Linked DNA regions of Homo sapiens: region 1 is linked to region 2. The links are chromatin loops, found by intact Hi-C in ENCODE. Cell type or tissue: B cell. All regions are shown on one strand. Links, peaks and the distances in the headings refer to the core of each region. The heading gives the core; the rest is flanking DNA.

Evidence for each region. A loop is a pair of places that touch in the nucleus more often than their neighbours do. Peaks named below come from ENCODE experiments on the same cell type or tissue, not always from the same donor. Only the 100,000 strongest peaks of a DNase experiment are listed, where the experiment ranks them.
Region 1: a loop joins it to region 2, with 2.9 times the contacts of the local background. A loop is called at or near these places in 5 of 110 quality-filtered maps.

The regions. Positions count from the first base shown.
Region 1 is chr10:49,173,910-49,184,609 of GRCh38, reverse strand. All of the region lies in intron 1 of TMEM273 (transmembrane protein 273), which reads left to right. Among named protein-coding and RNA genes, the nearest start is that of TMEM273, 9.1 kb to the left of the region's middle. RefSeq lists enhancers at 4,252-4,331, 6,908-7,247, 8,733-9,232, 9,233-9,734. In B cell, for the core only: no CTCF peak of the experiment used is centred there; DNase peaks (open chromatin) are centred at 4,169, 5,353 and 7,039; H3K27ac peaks cover 4,488 bases.
Region 2 is chr10:49,253,488-49,262,599 of GRCh38, reverse strand. No RefSeq gene overlaps it. Among named protein-coding and RNA genes, the nearest start is that of C10orf71-AS1, 41 kb to the left of the region's middle. RefSeq lists an enhancer at 7,605-8,133. In B cell, for the core only: no CTCF peak of the experiment used is centred there; DNase peaks (open chromatin) are centred at 5,309 and 7,819; H3K4me3 peaks cover 843 bases; H3K27ac peaks cover 476 bases.

The DNA.
Region 1 (10,700 bases), core at 1,127-9,126, 78 kb after region 2:
TTAGAGAGGTATAAAATTTTATCTCAAAGTTTTTATTTTAGTTTGTGTGTTCCTAATCACTACTAGGAATAACTACTTTCTCTGCATTATCAGACAGCCCATTCTCCTTTTCTGTAGATTTCTGATTTTATATACCTTTCTCCCAAGTTGTATTTGATTATTGGTCTTTTATGTAGTATTCTGGATATTAATTATTTGTATGTTTCATGTGTTCCAAATATCTTCTCTCAGTATGTTGCTTATCTTTTATCTTTGTGGCTTCCTTTGTTGTGAGAAGTCTTTCAGCGTGATGTAATCACATTTATTGGTCTTTTCCTTTTTGTGTGCTTGGTTTTTCTGTGTTAAGAAGCATTTTAAAAAGTTATTTTTACTTTAAAGTGGTTGCATTTTTTATGATTAGGTCTTTAATTTATTTGGAATTTATTTTTATTTACGGCCTAAAGAAAGGATCTAATTTTAATGTTTTCTGTATGGGACATCAGTTGTTGCAATATCACCTGTGTAATGATCTTTCCTTTCTTTGCTTTGCAATGATTCTATATTGCAAACATATTCTATGTCTATTCTGTACCCATTTAATATGTCTGAACCATTAATGGGCTTCATCTTCTGTGCCACTTTTTGCATCTGTCTCTCTTTGAATCATGCCACAATGTTTTTTTTTTTTGCTATAGCTGACTAATCTTGATAGATGAAATATCTACTGCTTGTCACTGTTGTTGCTAGAATCATTTTGGCCCTTAATTCACTTCCTCTTACATGTAACACTCTTTCCTGGAAAGTGTGATAAAATTTCACTTCCTGAGAGCCGACCGTGGGCCAAGGCTGCTCTCAGCACTCCCACGTGGACCCTGTTCATTTCTCAGCCCCAAGGCAGATACTCTTATTGTAGTCATGCCCATTTTTCCAGACAAGGAAACTGAGGCACAGAGAGATTAAAGTAGCAGGTGAGTGGCCCAGTTGGGATTCAAACTGAGGCATTTTGATGCCCCAAAGCTGAATTTTTAGCTCTAATGCCAAACTGCTTCTTAGTCAGGAATAGAAAGGACATTGAAAAAACTGAAGTGACTTTTTAACTTTTTAAAAAATTTTTTTATTTCAAAATAATTCAAACTTTCAAGAAAAGTATAAGAATAAAAATAGTACAAAGAACACTCATATGACTGCCTATTTTAAATAATTTATCTTATTTGCTTGATAATATATTGCCTCTTTCTCTTTCTCTCTCTATACACACACACACACACACACACACAATTTGTTTCCTGAAACAATTGAGGTAAATTTTGTATACCATGGAGTTTCTTTTAACCCTTAAATACATCAGTGTTTATTTCTTAAGAATATATATACCACAGTACAATCATCAACTTTAGGAAATTTAATGTTGACAAAATACTTTTATATAATCTATTTATCATATTCTAATATTTTCAAAGGATCCAATAAAGTCCTCTATAGCCTTGGTTTTGTGTCCAGGCCAGGAACCAATCTAGGACAGGTATGGCGGGGGTGACCAACTGTGTCACATTAGCCTTCCTTAATCTGGTACAGCCCCTGAGCCTTTGTTTGTCTTTCATGATAAAGATATTTTTGAAGCGCACAGCTTTCAAACCCCACCTTTTTTCCCCACAGAACATTCCTCATCTTGGGGTTTGCCTGATAGCCCCTGGTGATTTGATTCGGGATATCCATTCCCTTCCAGAAGACTGCATGGCCAACACTGTCCTTCTCAGCTGTCTACACTTAGAGGCACGGGATGCCTGAGGAAGGCTGATGTATTTTTGCCATCCTGATTAAAAAAACCTTAAAACTAGGTTTTGGATTATGGTTGTCACAATTCTAAATAAATTTCTACTTAAATATCAACCAATCAGTATTTTTAAATTTTGCTAAAATATTGATCTAAGACTAGCTATTGAAAATATCTGGTGAAATTTCTAGGCATTTTATTAGAGGTCTGCATCTTCCTTTTAAAAAAGCTGTCATATAAAATATTCCTGTGGACTCTAATTCCATCCAAAATGTCGGCCATCTATCTCAGTTTTAATTCTGTTGGCAAGCATCTGCTGAAATCTATGTATTATTATAATCATGATAATAAGAGAGATACAATATCACTTTAATTACATTCCAGGGCCTAAAACATTCTTCACTGAAGGAGCCAGAGTTATTGAAGAGAGCAGAGTCTTTTTTTTTCTCCCTTAATTTATAATGAAAAGATGGCAGAGGCCCGGGTAAAGAGAATTAAATTCGTTTTTATCTTACAAGTCAAAGTCATCACTTTATTCCTTGGGTCTGAGTCCCTGAGATCTTTGTAAAAATTTTTCCTGACAGCTGTTCCCCTGTTCCAAGTTCCTGCCAAGACAATAGTTCAGAATTATGTGGTGTGTGAATGTTAGTAAGGAAGAATCCTTGGTACATTTGTTTTATTTTGCTGCATAACAAATCTCTACAAACGTAACAAAAAACGAATACACCAGGGTCTCTTGCAAGTCAGCAGAAGGTCAAGGAAGAGGCTGAAACCTCAGGTAGGCAAGAGATACTTCCTGATAGGGCAAGAGTTCCCCTAATGACTTCTGCCCATTTTTCTAAATGAATTGCTTGCTTTTTTCTTTTACTGTTGAATTTTAAGAGTTCTTTATATACTCTAGATATTAGTCCTTTGTCAAATATGTGGAGTGCAAATATTTTCTTAGTCTATAGTTTGTCTTTTCATTCTCTTAACAGGGTCTTTTACGAACAAAAATGTTTAATTTTAATTGCCTAACTTATTAATCTTTTTTTTCGTGGACTGTGCTTTTGATAGCATGTCTCAGAAGTTTGCACCAAACTCTAAGATCTCAAGATTTCCCCCTAAAATTTACATAGTTTTATGTTTTATATTGAAATCTATGATCAATTTTGAGCTCTTTTTGTTTAAAGTATGAATTTAATCAAGGTAATTTTTTAACCTTGGATATCTAATTGGTCCAGCACTGTTGGTTGAAAAAATGATCCTTCCTCTATTGAATATATTTTGCCCCTTTGTCAAAAATCAGTTGGTCATACTTGGGTGGGGCTAATTTGGGGTTCTCTTTTCTTTTCCACTGATGTGTCTGTCCTTCTGCCAATCCCACACAGTCTTGATTTCTGTAAATATATTAAGTCTCAAGGGAGTAGAGTGATTTCTTCTACTTTATTCTTCCTTTTCAAAAAAGATTTTTCGCATTTCTCTTTCCTTTATCTTTCCATGTAAATTTTAAAATAATCTTTTGTACATCTACAAAAACAGTCTTGCTGGGCTTTTGATGGGAATTGCATTAAACCTATAGATCAATCTGGGGAGATTTGACATCTTTATCATGTTGTGTTTTTCCATGAACTTGGTATGTGTCTCCATTTATTAAGATCCTTCTGGATTTTTTTCTTCAAGGTTGTGCTATTAGACTTACACCTGCATAATTTATGAGTGATCGTAAGTTGTGTTGTATTTAAAGTATTTCTTTCTGTGTATAATTGTGAGCATATGGAGACATCATTGATTTGCATATGTTAATCTTATTGTATTCCACCACCACATACTCTAAAGAGAGTTATTTTTCAGATCTCTCGAGATTTTCTATGTTGACTGTCATGTTCTCTGCAAATAGGGTTAGTCTTATTTTTTCCTTCCTGAATAGTATGCCTTTATTTCCTCTCATCTTACTAGGCTGACAAGAACGTTAGTACTAGGTTGAACAGGTGTGGTGACGGTAGATATTCTTGCTTTGTTCCTGATCTTAGTAGAAAAGTATTTTGTTTCTCACCATGAAGTTTGGTTATAGCTGTAGGTGCTTTTGCAGATATTCTTTGTGAAGTTGAGGAAGTTTTCACAATTGTTCATGGAAGCAGTTTTATGGCTACTTTGACACCTCTGTCAGATGACTCTAACTCTGTATCATCGAGGTGATGGCATCTGTTGATTTTTTTTTTCATTCAAATAGAGATTGTCCTGGTTCTTGCTATGACAAATAATTTTCCACTGAAACCTGAACATTTTGGATTTGATGTTATGAAACTCTGAATCTTATTGACGTCTTCAATTTTAACAGGCCTCCTCAGATATCATTCTGTCGAGAGAAAAGGGGCATTTCCTCATAATTGCTAGGGGGGTGGAGCCTGACATCCTCTCTGGCCACCACTGACACCTGATGGGAGAAGGGCTCTGTGTTACTGTGGGGTGGGGTGCAGGCTAGGTTCTAGGACATAGCTCTAGAACCTGCTCAGTAATTAGCACTTGTTTGAGTCAATTATTGCCAGAAGTGGAACGTCAGCCTCGGGCTTGGGTGGGCTTCCCCTTTAGCACTTGCAGACAGCACCCTGCTGGGAGTACCCAGGCTCATCACTGCTCTTCATGTGTCCCTTGCTGACACTGTGGGGTGGGGGTAGCCTCGTGGTGGCTGGGCAGTGTAGGACGTCCTGACTCTTTCCTAGCAGGAAGGGTGAGAGGCACCTTGTCACTGCCAGGAGCAGGTGAAAGAGCAGGATCCCACAGGGTCTCCACTGATACCCCTGGGGGCGGGGACTTTTTCATTCATTGGGCATGAAGCCCTCTCTTCCCCATGTGACCCTCTGACACCACCCTCGTTGGGGAGTGGGGGCTCCTTATAACTGAGCAGTGAGCGTGGAAGCCCAGGTCTCCACTCGGCCTCTGTTGATGAGGGTGGGGCTTGGGGTGAGGGCACAGTTTTTTCTGTGCTGTTTGACCGTTGTGGAGTGGTTATCACCTAAAAGTCTTGTCTTCCTAGGCTGCACCTTTCCCAGTCTTTGGCTCGTGGGAGCTGGCTTTTCTTGGGGCTTCTGTGTTTGTGCCCATTGGCATTACAGGGTTGCCAGCTTCTCCAATTCCCATCTGGGACATCTGAGGCAAAAAGAAAACCCAGAAATTCACTGCCCTGTTATTCCTGAGTTCTGAAGGTGCCTAGCCAGTCTGCCTTCTTCTCTCCATTTTTGGGGGTCTTTTTATATTTGTTTTTTTAATATAATATTTAGGGATTTTAGCTATGCTTAGTGAGAGGAATAGGGAAAAGTAAACCTATTTCATCTTTCCAGAAAAGTAAGTTTGAAAAGAGTTCTGGAGGATGGGTGATTTGGAGTAATGCTCTTTGGGGAGGGACCCTGGGCTGGCAAACCTCCCTCAGACACACAGTCCTGATTCTAGAGGCCCCTGAAGGGAGTCTTCCCCATGGGGTGAAAGAAGGAGTGGGGATGAAGGCAGAATGCCTGCTGGGGAGTCTCTGATCCTCAATCCCTGATGAGGGCCACAGCTGGGCGGCTATAAAGCCGAGCCCCACAGGCCAACACATACTCAGCAGACCTTTTCACTAGCTCCCAAATTAAACTATCTCCACTTCCTCTTTAAAGTCACTATAAGCATTGTTGTCACATCTAGACCCTCATTTATCTACCACAATTGCTTGAACTGCTCCCTTTATTAAATTTGATTCCATGAAATAACTGGATAATGGTTCTTAGTGAGATGGACTGGGCTCACTCTCCCCTGCTTGTCTGAGTGAAGCAGATGGTCAGTTGGGGAACTCCTGCCTGGACCCCAGCTGCAGCCAAGCCCTGTTCACACCTTTGCAAACTCTTTGGCCATGTTATCGAGAAGTCACTATTCAGGGCAAGAGGTGAAGGACCTGGAGCTGGACCCACAGGCTGTCTTGGAGGACTGGGACACACAGACACCCAGAGCTTTCTCTTTGATTAAGCAAATATTGATTTTCACCAAGGTCTACTGGCACATGAAAATAAGTAAGTCAGGCTCCAACCTGAGGAGCTGACAGTCTACAGGGGACAGTTGCAATGCAGTGTGTTAAATACTGAGACGAAGGACTCACAGAAGAAAAAGGAGAAGCTCTTGAACCAAACTAGAGTATCCAGGAAGGCTTCCTGGAGGAGGAGTCTTATTGAATGCTAATTGCGTACATCTCTGCCTAGGTGAAATCCTTCAGCAGCTTCCTATTGCTGCCAGCAAGTACTAAAGTGTTTACTATGTCACTGGCCTCCTAGACCTGTCACGAGCCATCCCCTGTTGTTCCTGCTCCCTGGTCTCAGGGAACATCCATCAGGTTACTGTCCAGCCTCCTCACATGTCATCTGTTTTGCATGGGATGATGCTGTTCCCCTCCAGGGTCATAGAGATACTCCCACTCCCCTCTGTACTGTCACCACCGTCAGGGGAGAGATCTGGTCTTGCTGGGCCATTGCTCTAGAACCTGCTCAGTAATTAGCACTTGTTTGAGTCAATTATTGCCCGAAGTGGAACATCAGCCTCTGGAGCCAGTCTGCAAGAATGGGACAGGTGGCGTGCCATCCTAAGAAGAGAGGACAGCCTCTGCTGAGGCCCCGGGCAAGGGCAGCATGGACTACAGGGGTTGTGCAAGAGGGGAGAATGAGAGGTGACATGGGCCAGCAAAAGAGGAGGGCTTGATGAGCCCTGGGAGGACATTGGGCCTTATTCTGTAGGATTTTAAACAGCCTTACAGGAAGAGTGCCTGGCTGCAGTGCCCCAGATGGGTTGGAGGCAGGGAGACTTACTAGGAGAAGGCAAATGGATAGTCCAGGAGAGGGGAGGCTGGCTGGATTTGTCCCAGGCCACACCAGCAGGGTCATGTTGGCTTCTGAGGCCCCAGGGCACCCATCTCTCACAGCTACTTCCCTGAGGCAAGCAGTGTGTGGCCTGAGCTCAAGGTGTGTGGCTGAGTAAACTGGTGTCCATCCCAGCTCCTGGCCAGCCCATGCTTAGCCCCACTGGCAGACAGTGTTGGACAGGCAAGGCCAGGGCTGTGTGGCAAGGAGGGCTGAGCAGACCCAGCCAGAGCTCCCTGAGCTAACCCTAGAGTCCTAAAGAAAAGAGACCCTCCCAAACCGCAGATGAGCCCTGATTGTTGAGTCACATGTGACACATTAAGATACTTTGGTCAGTTTGTAATGACTGTTCACCCTCCATGCTGCTGTGAGACTCTTCCTCGGAGCCAGTGACTCAGGCTCAGGCATGGAGCCTGAAGAGGTCACGTCACTTCCTGGGGCTTTCCCATGAAAAGAGGCCACTGTCCCCAAGAGAGGCCCTTGTCCTGACACTGGCTCCAGGACCCCACGTACACACACAAATGCAAATGCGAAGAATTTTTTTCTTTTTTATCTTGTTTTGAGAGTTCAGGAACCGGGTCAGCACTCAGGCAAACAGAGAGGGAGGTTTGTGTGCAATGGCTTAGTGCAGCTGAAAGTGAGGACCCGAATCAGGGAAACCACAGCCTGTGGCTGCCCTGGGAACTAGAGAGGGAGGGAGGAAATGCTTTTATTTCAATTTCCAAAAGACCAGATTCCCAGATAACTGCACCTGATCCCTCCACCTGGTGGTTTCCTCTGGGGACTGAGCATTGCCCAGAACTCTAGGAGAAAAGCCAGGGCTTGGGTAAGGGAACTCGCTGGTGAGTCTGATGGCTCAGGAGCCATCCTTGGTCCTGGAGGGTCTGTGGTTCAAGGTGGCCCAGGCCAGGCCTGGCTTCCTTCTGCTCTACCCATCTGACCCTGCCTCCCCTGGCGGCAGGCAGCAGGGCTGCACCTCCCCCTCTGGAAGGGGCCCCTGAAGAATGGACTGCAGGGCCATGGGGTCAGGGGGACTTCGGCTGGACCATGCGTGGGGCTTGATCTATAACTTAAATATTTAGACATGTGGCATGCTGTAGGCTCTGCAAATGTCAGGAATTGTCTTAAAAAGCTAACTAGAGTGGAGATGCCTAGCACGGATGCTGGTGCCTCGCAGGGTTTACGAATGATCTGTCCCGGTAAGTGGAGGCTGATGGGTTTAGTAAGGGGCTCCGGTGCAGGCTGTGTGCTGCCGTTTCCTCTGCAGCATCATGACCCCTTTCCCATGGTCCAGGACAGCTGTCATCCCACAGCCCCGCTCCCTGGATGCGCACTCCCCTCGGTCAGGTCCCTCAGGACTCCAGAGCAATGCTTCCCAGAGGCTGAAGAGCACAGTATGAATATTGCATGAATAATAATAACCCCACCACTTAGCGGTTATGCAACGCTTTCCTCTTCCACAATACTTTACCATCATTAATTAGTTATTCCGCACGGCTTCCAGCCTCCCCTGCTCTCTCTGCAAGGCATGCCCTGAGAGTTGCTCCTGCAAACAGGCCTGTCCTGGTCTGAAGCACCAACATCAAGTGGCCAGGCCCCTCTTCACTGGGATTGTACAGGCTATGGGAGGCCTTGGTTTGGCCATTTCTCGAAACAGCAGAGGCTTGTGCCCTTGCTGGGGAGCGCCACCTCTTTTCTGACCTGAGCACCTTCCCAGAGTGCCTCCCGGTGTGCTTGGCTCCCCATTTCACTCATGGCCCCTAGGATAGTGGCAGACACCCATCTCAGGTGGTGGCGTGTTTGCTTGTGGAAGGGCAGCTGCTGCCTGCACCTCACTCTGTGCACACACTCCTTCCGGGGACTTGTCCAGCCATGCTCTGTGTGCAATGGGGCCACTGAGCTGGGAGCCATGTTGTGTCTGGTCCAAGGCCACAGGCTGACAATGGGTGGCAGAATGGGGACTCAGATCTCTTGGTTTCAAATACCCTTCCCTCCCACCCACCATGGGAGTCATGGTGAGGTTTCAGATCCCCACAGAGAGGCTCAAAGGTGGGGCAAGTCCTTTCTCCAGTGAGTAGGGTCGGCTGGGTGTCCGGCTGTGGGGCCTCTGATCTGGCCCTCCCTGGATACCACTGTCCACCCAACCACGACAGCCTCAGGCTCCTCCTTGTTCCAGAACCCCCGTCTTCCTCAAGGCTTCAGCAGCCCCTTCCCAGGTGTGGCTCAGTGCTCACATGTGTCACCACTCCTGGTCAGAATGGACCTGGGACACCAGGTGGGGGGGGCCCTGCCCCCTTGGAGGAGCTCCTAGCCCTGGTTCAGGCCCAGGCCAGCTCTCCGCCTCCACCCCTCCATTAGCCTGAAAAGGTATTGATCAGTTTGGCTTCTGTGAGCTGAGTGTTTTAATCCCACTGTGTGAATCTTTAAGAATTAATTAGCAAAGAGTGCTCAAGAAAAACAAAGTGGGCACCAGTTTTGATACCTCCTGGTCACCCGCTGTTATTGTTTCCCTCTTAATTATGATGCTATTTCTGGAAGCTAGAGGCAAGCTCCCTGGTGCATCTCAGCCTGGGGTGGCCTCTGCATGGCCCTCCGTGGCCTCCTGCTTCTCGTTCCTGCCCAGGGTGGCGTGCGGCGAGGAGAAAAGGCACAGAGGCATTGTAGCAGGCAAGATATGAGTGGCCAAGCACTCCCACCTCTGGGAGCAGGGTGGCCACAGGACTCTCCCCTCTGCTTTTCTGAAAACCTTATCTGTCCACAGTGCCGGCCACATCTTATGCCAGTATCCCCAGCTGCTCTGACCCTGCTCAGCTTCCTTCTTTAGCCCTCAAGCCCTCTGTACCTCCTTGAATCGCCTGGCTTTTGCTTGTACCTTGTCCTCTGCCTGGTCACATTCCCTGTCTGGGCACATTCCATTCCAGTCCCTGCTGCCACCTCACCGAGACTTTATTAGCTCCAACTGGTCCTTTTGTTTTTAATTTAAATAATGATCTCTCCGGGGGAGCTTCTGTGACACTCCCAGGCTGGGTTAGGTGCCCGCCTTGGCCCACCTGGCTGGCTAATCACTGTACTTTCACGCATTAGCAGGGACTGCCGTATGTGGAATTCCTTAATCACTGCCTGTCTTCCAGAAGCCTTAGCGTCAGGGTCGCAGGGGTCCTGAGCTGGAGTTGCCAAGCAAGTGGTCTGCTCTGACACCACGCATATTGTCTTTCCGTGGATGGGGGGCGGTCCATGGAAATCAAGGAGTTGTCTAAAAGCTCCCAGAGTCCCCCTCATACCACCCCCCACCACTGCTTTGCACACCTTTTTCCCGTGTGTTCCTTTTGTACAGCTTTGCCAGGTAGGTTTGGGTTCTGCCCCAGCCTAGTTCCTTGCACAGAAAGCAAGGACCACAAGCGGCATGGGAGGGGTCTGCAGACGTCCTGTTTAGAGTCATGCTCTGATAAGACTGGAGGGTGATTGAGGAAGAGAAATCTCAGGTGGTTCCGGGGTTTGAGATGGGGACTCTGAGATTTCTGCAAGTCATGGTCTAGAAGTGTCTAGACTCCGGCAAGAGCCGAGCGATGCTGGAAGTAGGAGGACTGTGTAGCCAAGGCCCATGACCTATGCCCCTGCATTCTGCTAGAGAGAGGGCTGAACAGGTGCTATTGCACTTGGGGTAGGTGCACTTCATTTCCACTTTCAAACAGCCCCGTGGAGTGCCTGAGAAGCAGACCCATTTGTGAGCCCTGAGGCAGGGGCAGGGGCAGGGCCCGCCAGCACCCATATCACCCAAGCCAGCTAAATTTAAGAAGTATAACTTGTGTTTCACTCTGACCCCAGGGTCCACTAACATTGCAGGGTAGCACAGGATAAATGGGCAGAAAGGCAGGGTTGTCTCTGGTGAGTCTTTTATATGTCAGCGTCCTGCATCCCCATTTTCAGATGAAAAAAGGGAAGCCCAGGATCAATCTGCTGTGTGAAGCATAGCTGGGCTGTCTCCCTTGACTCTACACATCTGATTTCTTTTCTGAGCCTCTTGGCTCAGAAAAGTGTGTGCCAGCTGGGCCTCCAAGGCTCACAGTGGGCTGGAAGATGGAGCCACT
Region 2 (9,112 bases), core at 1,113-9,112:
TGAGTCCCTCTCCAGGTTGCCTGCTGGGGTCTGGTCATGTGGACTGTACCTCTGAGCTTGGCCGCTCACTGCAAGCTCAGCCCGGCTGCCCTTTGTGGCTTGGCTGCTGTGTGCTGCCAGTCGTGTTGAGTGTGAGTTCATTGCACATCCTTGGACCTTGAGCCCAGGCTGCTGGCCTTTCTTTGGAGAGGCCTGTGGGGGACGCAACTCAGTTTCCAGCAGTCACCATCTGATAGCTCACCCACATTCCAGTCTCTTCCTGGAAAGACACTGCATCTAAAATCTAGTGACTTCTCTCATAAATCCAGATCACATGCCCTTGAGGCCAGGTCAGAGAATTTCTGGAAGCAGGCAGGGCGTAGTTCCTGTTTGCTGTTTCTTCTCTCTTCCATTGAAGAGGCAAGGAAAATAAGGAGCCAGTGGAATCCCCCAGCAAATGCTTACTTGCTCTGCCATGCAGCCAAACCTGCCCTCAACAAAAACTGATCTGAACTGGTGGAAGTGTTTAATCATTTTTCATTGTCACTAATGAAAATAGCACTGCCTGTGGCTGGATAGTTCAAAGTGCCCAACAAAAGAATTCTGAGTCCCAGGCGAGAACTAGATCTGGAAGATCTTGGATCAACTAATGACACACCTTGTGCAAATTTTAAACCTCCCAATAATGTCCATGCATGTGGCCTAATGGTACTACAGAGATTTTAGGATTGGTACATATATTAGTCACTGTAATTAAAATCCTGGAGTTATATTATATGTTATTTGTATGGCAGTTTGTGATGTGTTTAATGTTCCCAGTTTCAAAATTATTAAAGCTACTGTCCCTGGGCTGGCCAAAGTGATAAGCAAAATAAGAATGTGATCTTATTCCCTCTTGATGGGGCAAGTGGGGAGGGGGATGCATGTGGGATTTTCTTATAAAGAGACCAAATGCCAAATAAAGAAATCCAACTGTGAAACAGGAAAGTTGAAATGGTTTGTTAGGATCATTAATATTGCAATGAAAACTAATTAAACCTGGAGCTAGAAGGAGTTCATTAGTGGTTTGGAGCCAAGGATTCTGCTTCTGCACTGTTGGCTATAGCATAGAGGAACTTGGAAAGTTGTCACCTGGGCTTGGGGGTCACGCGGCTCTCTCGTTTTTGCAACCTCTGGAATTGGGCTTGCGCTAATGACAGGTGTTTGGCAGACACGAGCCATGAGATTTTCTTAGGGTACCTGAAGTCCTCTTAGCTCCTCTCCCTGAGAGGCCCTAGGCATTGCCACCCCTGCCTGAGTCAGACACGCCTTGCAGGCTTTGAAGATGGAGAAGGAAAATTGGCAGGGTTTTTTTTTTTTTCCCAAGCAATTCAACTCACTCCAAACCACTAGAAATAAAGGTAACCCACAGCTTCAACAGTAGTTTTGTGTTGCTGAAGTGCTTTCACACACATCATCTCATTCGCTCCTCTACACAGTCCTCACAAAATTGCTTTATCATTTATCTCCTCAACTTGGTGGCCAAAGAGAGAGCAGGCTGCTTTATCTCAGGCTGGATTTCCCGGGAAGCAGACTCTGAGAAAGAGTTTGGTGGGCAAAAGGTATATTAAGGAGGGCCCTTGGGACCAATCCCCATGGCAGAGAGGGGCTTGAATCATGTGTGGACAGAGGGAAAATCAAGCTGTGATTCCTGGAGGCCCAACGGGGACTCAGCCCATACCATGGAGAGATCTGGGGCTAGCACGGCCCTTCAGAGGCATCTTAAGTTGGGTTAATATGGCCAGTTTGTCATCCTGCTTCTTTGATCTGTCATTGGATGGGGGCTGCCTTGAGAAGGGTGGGCCTTTGGGTAGGTGACTCTGTGCCAATGGGACCCTAAAGGGGCCAACAGCTGGAGGCTGCCCACTCACACCCCCCACCAGCCTCTGAGCAGCAAGTCCTCCCTTCAGGGGTTCTGGGCAGCACATTGAACATCACACCGGGGCAGGCTTGCTTATCATAATCTCCTTCCACCCCAGCAATAGCACCTGGCAAGTAGTAGGTTTTTTAACAGATATTCATTAATGTCAGTAGCACATTCCCATTTCACACAGAGAAAAGCAACAGTTAGGAATGTGAAGGAACTAGAATTAGAAGGAAGGCTCCTAACTCAAGAATCCCAGCCTTTGCCACTGTCCCTCATCTGTGCTCACAAACAATGAAGAGGGACATCTGGATGACAGTCATCTGGCCCTGATGCAAAACAAAATCCAATTCATGTTTTTCATGTCCAAAGAAGATGGTTGGAGCCAGGTAGTCCAGCACTAGAAAGGCAACCCCATGATGTCATTGTGGAGAAGGCTCCCCTCTTTCTTCTCGGCACCCTCATGTAGCTCTCATTCTCAAGGTTACCTCATGGTCCAAGATGGTTGACAAAGCTCCAGCCATTATGTCAGCATTCCAGGCTGGCAGCAGGAAGGAGGCAGATGGTAGGGACTGAAGGCTGCTCTTCCTAGGTGAAGGGATTTTCAGCACTTCTCTCTCTTTCATTTTTTCCCTGAATACCCAGCCCATCATTTGGTGGAATATTGACACTGGTCACAAGAGGAGGGACAGGGGCTTGTCCATGAGGCAGAACAAACTTGGGCTTGAGTTTGAGGACACCATAGGGAAGGATGGGCCTGCTGTTCACACTAGGGCTTGGCAGCTTTGGCCAGCCAAGGGATTTCCCACAGCTGGGGCCTGGGCAAGGAGGACAAGAGCCTGTGGACAGACAGGCCTAGGGTTTGGGGAAGTTGCTCCGAGACACCTTTGCATAGTTTGTTGCAAGGTCCCATCCCTTGTGCTTGTATTTTAGGCAAAACCAAACCAAAAAAGTAAATCCGATCACCAGACAAATAAGGCAAAAAAAGGTTTACTTTTCTTGATTTCCTGGTACTTGAGTCCAGCCCCTTCCAGTATTCCATGAGTGGGTTATAGACGTGCCACGTATGGTTCTCCTCGGCCCTGGGTACAGCCAGGCAGGTGTGGGGAGGGCAGCCGGTCCCCTCCAACCACAGGCAGCCTTGGCTGCTTATCCCCTTGTTATACACGTGCTGTTACCCCGGCAAGATTGGGGCATGCCACTCGATTCCCTTTGCTATAGGGAGCTTGTTTGAATGTTGGAAGCAAAAAGTGCTGTGTATCTCCAAGAGGGAGACAGAATCACTTTCTCATTATGGTAAAGATTTTTCTCAGATTTCCAAGTCAAATCTCAGGTGGCAAAGGAAATGGCCTCATTTCTGCCAGTGCCCAGAACTGCCACAGTTTACCTGCCTGATCCATAGATCCAAAGGTTCCTGAGAGCATCTCGCTCACGTTCTTCATTTTATAGATGAGGACGCCAGGCCCAGGGAGGTAAATACCTTGGCAATGGGCATAGAAATGATGTAGGTTTAATTTGACAACATTATTAACCCCGCTTATTATCTTGAAATGATCCCATAAGAGCTTATGAGAAATGACAATTATTTAATTGCATACTTTACATAGTATATTTTATATATTGTACAATTATCACCATAATGATTAATGGGGGTTAATTCTTCTGTAGCTGAAGGCAGTCAGTGTAAGGTGGTATTTCAATATCTTTTCTTTTTTACTTCAAGATTAAGCCTAGAAAGTCTTTTGCCTTTCTGTTCACACACAGGCAGCAGACAGAGGGTGTGAACAACAGGTTTGTGGACACCACTTACCAGCCAGCCATCATTTCCCCTTGCTTGGGAGAAGAACACATCTCCAGAACATTTCAGGGTGCTCTGCAGTGCCTGAAGATTCTATCTGACTTTACTATAGTCTCCCAAATGCCAGAGTTGCAGAGGAGTAAGAAAATTCCACAATCAACTCTGAACCTTCCTAGTCTACCCTTTCAAGATTACGGAGATCATTTATTGAACGTTTTGGGTTAGGCTTAATTGCAGTAGAACAGAGAAATCCCAAATCTCAGTGGTTTAAAAATGTTTGGAGCCTTGCAGCTCAGCAGAAAGGCAACCTTATGGTATCATTGTGGAGCAGGCCCTCCTCTTTCTTCCTGGCCCCCTCATGTAGCTCTCATCCTCAAGGTCACCTCATGGTCCAAGATAGCTGACAAAGCTCCAGCCATCATGTCAGCATTCCAGGCTGGCAGCAGGAATGAGGCAGATGATGGGGACTGAAGGTTGCTCTTCTCAGTTGAAGGGATTTCCAATATTCTCACAAAACAATTAATTTCCATTCCATCAGACAGAATAGGACACATGATTACCTTTAACTGCAGGGAGAGAGGTGAATAAAGATTTTGACCTGTGCCATTTCGTCTAGCTGAAAATACCGGGGCTGTACAACTAAGGAGGGAAGAAGAATAATGGTTGGTGTAGACAACCACTATCTCTGCCACAGGATTCCAGGAGATAACACAGCAAGCCTTTAGCAGAACGCCTGGCATTAGATTAGGTTCTTGTGTGTTTAATGATTGCTTATGGAGTGCCTACAGTGGTTAGGGCCAAGGCTAACCAGGAGGTTTGTCCCTGTTCTCAGGCCACTCTTGATCCAGTGCTCAGCCAGCACAGAGCTGGGGACATTCTGCTGGGTGGACAAAGCATCTCTAGGCAGATCTGCTTCTGACCCATAGTGCCCTCGTGGTTTTAAAGCATGGAGCTACAGAGCTACCCAGCCAGGGTTCTGGATATACCTATGGATTGCCGGTGTCCTGTTGTCACAAGAAAGCCTTGGGGGCTGTTGACAGAGGCTTCTCATGATGAGCAGTGAAGGGAACGGTGCAGGCTGGGAGCTCGAGAATCCTGGGTTTAATCCCGGCAGTGATGCTGATGTCAGCCTTTCATATGGTGAGCCTCAGTTTCCTGGTCTGCCATGTGCAGATGACGACATTTACTTTGCAGGACAATTGTGAGAACTAGTGCCCAGCGTGGCTCTTGTCTGGATGCTGATGTTATGACTGGCAGGGCCGGCAGGGCCAGCAGGACTGGGCCACCCCAAGAGCATGGCAGGCCCCTTGGTCAGATTTACTGTAGACAAGGAAAAAGACAAAGGGTCAGGACAGCACTATCTACACTCTTTTGCTTTCACACAGAAATCAATTTGTTCAATGCCTTATTAAGAACAGCAAAATAATAGTGCTGTTCAATAATAAATTCCTTACCACTTAATACTAATGTTGAAAAAAGTTTACAGGAATCCATTGCTTTGGACTAGGCCCCAGCAGACCAGACCAAACCAAAATGAAGTCACTCATGCTAAGTGACACAAAATCACACCAAAATTTTAAGGAAGCAGGTAGAGCCTCAAACAGACCAGTTTTGCCTAAAAACAGTAGATTCATAGCAACCAATTAGAAACAGCCCGGTCTGTCTGAGTCAGTGTCATAATGAAGTTCCTCTTTACAAGAAAAGTGATCTGCTGTTCACCAAAAAGTGTAGTGACCTGCTGTTCATTGATCTGCTTTTTTGATGGCTCCATTTCCTTTTTCCCACCTTCCACAAACTAACCATTCTGCTCTGTCATCCCCAGCAGAACACTCATTCTAATTTATGGAATGAAGTGTTGTCCAATTCTGGAATTCCAAGTAAAAGCCAATTAGATTTTCAAACTAAATTTGTTGTAATTTTGTCTTTTGGCACTAATACCAAAAGACCACCGAATCCTAGGTAAAGCTAATGGACAAAAGGAATCTTTAAGGTCCCATTGGTTTCCCAGCACTTGATTTCTGTAATTTGGCCAAAGCTGACTTATTTCCAGGAGTGTGACTTTCTGGGTGTATGGGTGAAACTCCCACTAAGGGAAGTGGGCACCCTTTAGACAAGAAAACAACAAAGCAGTGGGCAACTGCTTCCTCCACGGGAATGGGGGCAGGTTGGTTTGAATGGCCTCTGAGAAGGAACACCCAGGAGATTCATGCTCCCAGGAAACTGCCTACACTGGGGTATTCAAAACACTTGGAGCTTTACTTTTTCAATGGATGATTTCGTGATTTTTCTGAAGCCATCTAAAACTTCTTACCTGCAATGGAGTGTGCCTAATTTGGAGCAGGTGCTGAGGGTCTCCTCCCCAGCTCAGGAGCAGCATTCCTTGGGGTGTGGTCATGGGACCATCTCCCACAGACACCTGGGGCAAAAGCAGGAGCCCCACTCCAGATGGGGTGGCGGGGAGGGCAGAATCTCTGGGACCAAGCCTGGAATTCTGCATTTTAATGACTTCCCTTCTTCTGTACACTAATGTTTTAGTTGGTTTCCAACCTTGTTCATTCTGCATTAGCTGAGGTCTTATAGAAAGACCTGATGTGAAATATTCCACTAGGGATCCACTGTGTGGCTACTCTCTCTCTGTGTGACACTCACAATAGGCCTCTATATACGTCTAGAATCTCCTTGTCATTGACAGTTTTGTGCAATTGCTCCAAGGACAGGACTAGTGTAAGGGTACCTGGGCTGCAAAATTGAGAAAGTGCTCACTCTTAAGGAGGCACCACTCTCTGGGATGTGCAAGGACGGGGTTCACACCTCAGAATGAGCACCTCCTTAAGCATACCCCAGGCAACCCCTTTGACTCATCCTGTCTCTGTCTTCAGAAAGCCCCCCTCCTTTGCAATGGCTCTTGTTTCTGGATGACTTTTTCTGATGTTGGAGGAACATGACACCCCTTAGTCTACACTACACTCGATATTTTTAGCTAATTCATTCCAGGGCTTGGTAAAGTACTCAACTTTGCTTAGCATTATCCACTATTTCTTTTCAAGGAATCTTGGATCTGTGCAACATAGGCAGTCATGTGTTAGACATATTTAAATGGTCGTAGAATCTTAGAACTGATGGGGTATTGGAGACAGCATAATGGCTCTTTCTTTCACGTTTATCTGCCTTCCTTTCTCAGATCTGCTTTAATTGGGTTTATATGGTATAGTTAATTTTGCATCATGCTTTTCCATCTCAGTGGACATAACCAGGCATTAGGCCCGGGTTTCGATTCTGGCCCCTCCACAGGCTTGGTATAGGATCTGGAGCAGAGGTTCTCAAAGCCCAGTGCCTCAGCTATTCAGGGGTGGGGCTGAGAATCTGCATTTCCAACGACCTTCCAGGCAATACAGATGCTGCTAACCTGGGACCCCGGGTTTAGGAAAAATCCTTAACTTCACAATGAGTCCCAAATGGGAAGACAATTCCTTAATCATGGGGTTTTTGCCTAGATCAAATGAGACAACGTGTGAGAGCCTCATCTAACAGGTGATCCACACCTGGTCCCCTTATTCCAAGCTCTCGTCCAAGACAAGGTCCCCAACATGTGGGCTTCCATTCTCACCTTCAGAACTTGGGTCAGGTTCTCCCGGAGCAGCCCTTGAGATGAGGGTTTGTTAAGGAAGCGCTCCCAGGAGAAACCAGTGGGGGTAGAGAAAAGAGAGCAGGGAAGGATTTCAGGCAAAGTCCTGCAGAGCTCGGTCAGCGACTCCCCAGGCGGCTCTGGAGGCTGTTTCCTCTCAGAGCACAGAGGAGGCACAGTAGGGAGCAAAGCACCTCCAGAGTAGGCAGAGTGGAGCTTTCCTGCAGGCTGAAAGGACCCTGGGTCTGGAAGAGGCCCCTCACTACACAGTCGCCTGCTGGAGTAGGGGGCGGTGCAGGTGGAGGGCAGTGGGTGCCTCTGTAAGCGGCAGGGCGGAGGCTCCAGCCAGTGAAGGGGACTCCAAAGACTGCATGCCCAAGGGCAGGGAGTAAGGGGAGATATGCAGAGAGACAGGGAGAGAGAGAAAGAGAGACACACATTTGGACACACACATACAAACACACAGAGAAAGAGAGAGAGAACCACACAGCTGACGTGAGGAGACGGCGTCAAAAGACCACAGGAAACCTGGCCCCCCTCTTCCTTCCTCCCACCCAGCCCTGGAGGGTGCAGGGGTGGCAGATTGGCGAAGGGAGGGGCAGCAGCTGGGGAGGAAAGGCCACACACACACAGACACACAGAGACGCTCACAGAGACATCCACACAGAGACACACAGAGGCACAGACACAGAGACACACAGAGAGAGACACAGAGACACACACAGAGAGAGACACATGCAGACACACAGAGAGACACACACACAGACACAGGGAGACACACAGACACAGGGAGACACACAGAGACACATACACAGAGACACACACACAGAGACACACAGAGAGAGACACATGCAGACACACAGAGAGACACACACACAGACACAGGGAGACACACAGACACAGAGAGACACATAGAGGCACATACACAGAGACACACAGAGACACAGACACAGAGACACACAGAGACACAGACACAGAGACACACAGAGAGAGACACACAGAGACACACACACACAGACACACACAGAGACACACAGACACACAGACACAGAGAGACACACAGACACACACACACAGAGATACACAGAGACACAGACACAGAAACACTCTGAGAGAGACACACACAGAGAGACACACACATGCAGACACAGAGAGACACACAGACACACACACACAGAGGCACAGCACAGAAACACAGAGAGAGACACACAGAGACATACACAGAGACACACAGAGAGACTGACACACGCAGACACACAGAGACACACAGAGATACACACAGAGACACACACACAGAGACACACAGAGAAGGATCCACACAGAGACAGAGAGACACATACATACACATATATACTGACATACATACATACACAGAGAGACACACACACACTCATACACAGAAACACACAGAGACACAAAGAAAGACACACATACATGAACATATATACTCACACACACACATCCATAAGGACATACACTCATACATAGAGACACAGAGAGAAACACATACATGCACATATATACTTACACTCTCACAAACAGATACATACACACACACACAGAGAGATACATAAACAGAGAGATACACATACATACACACACACATACACACATACATATACTCACAGACACACACACATACTCACACTCATACACAGAAACACACACATACACACACACAGAGAAAGAGAGAGAGAACCACACAGCTGACATGAGGGGATGGCGTAGAGACCACAGGAAACCTGGTACAACAGTAGAAGGCCTCTGCGCCCCCCTCCTCCTTCCTCCCACCCAGCCCTGGAGGGTG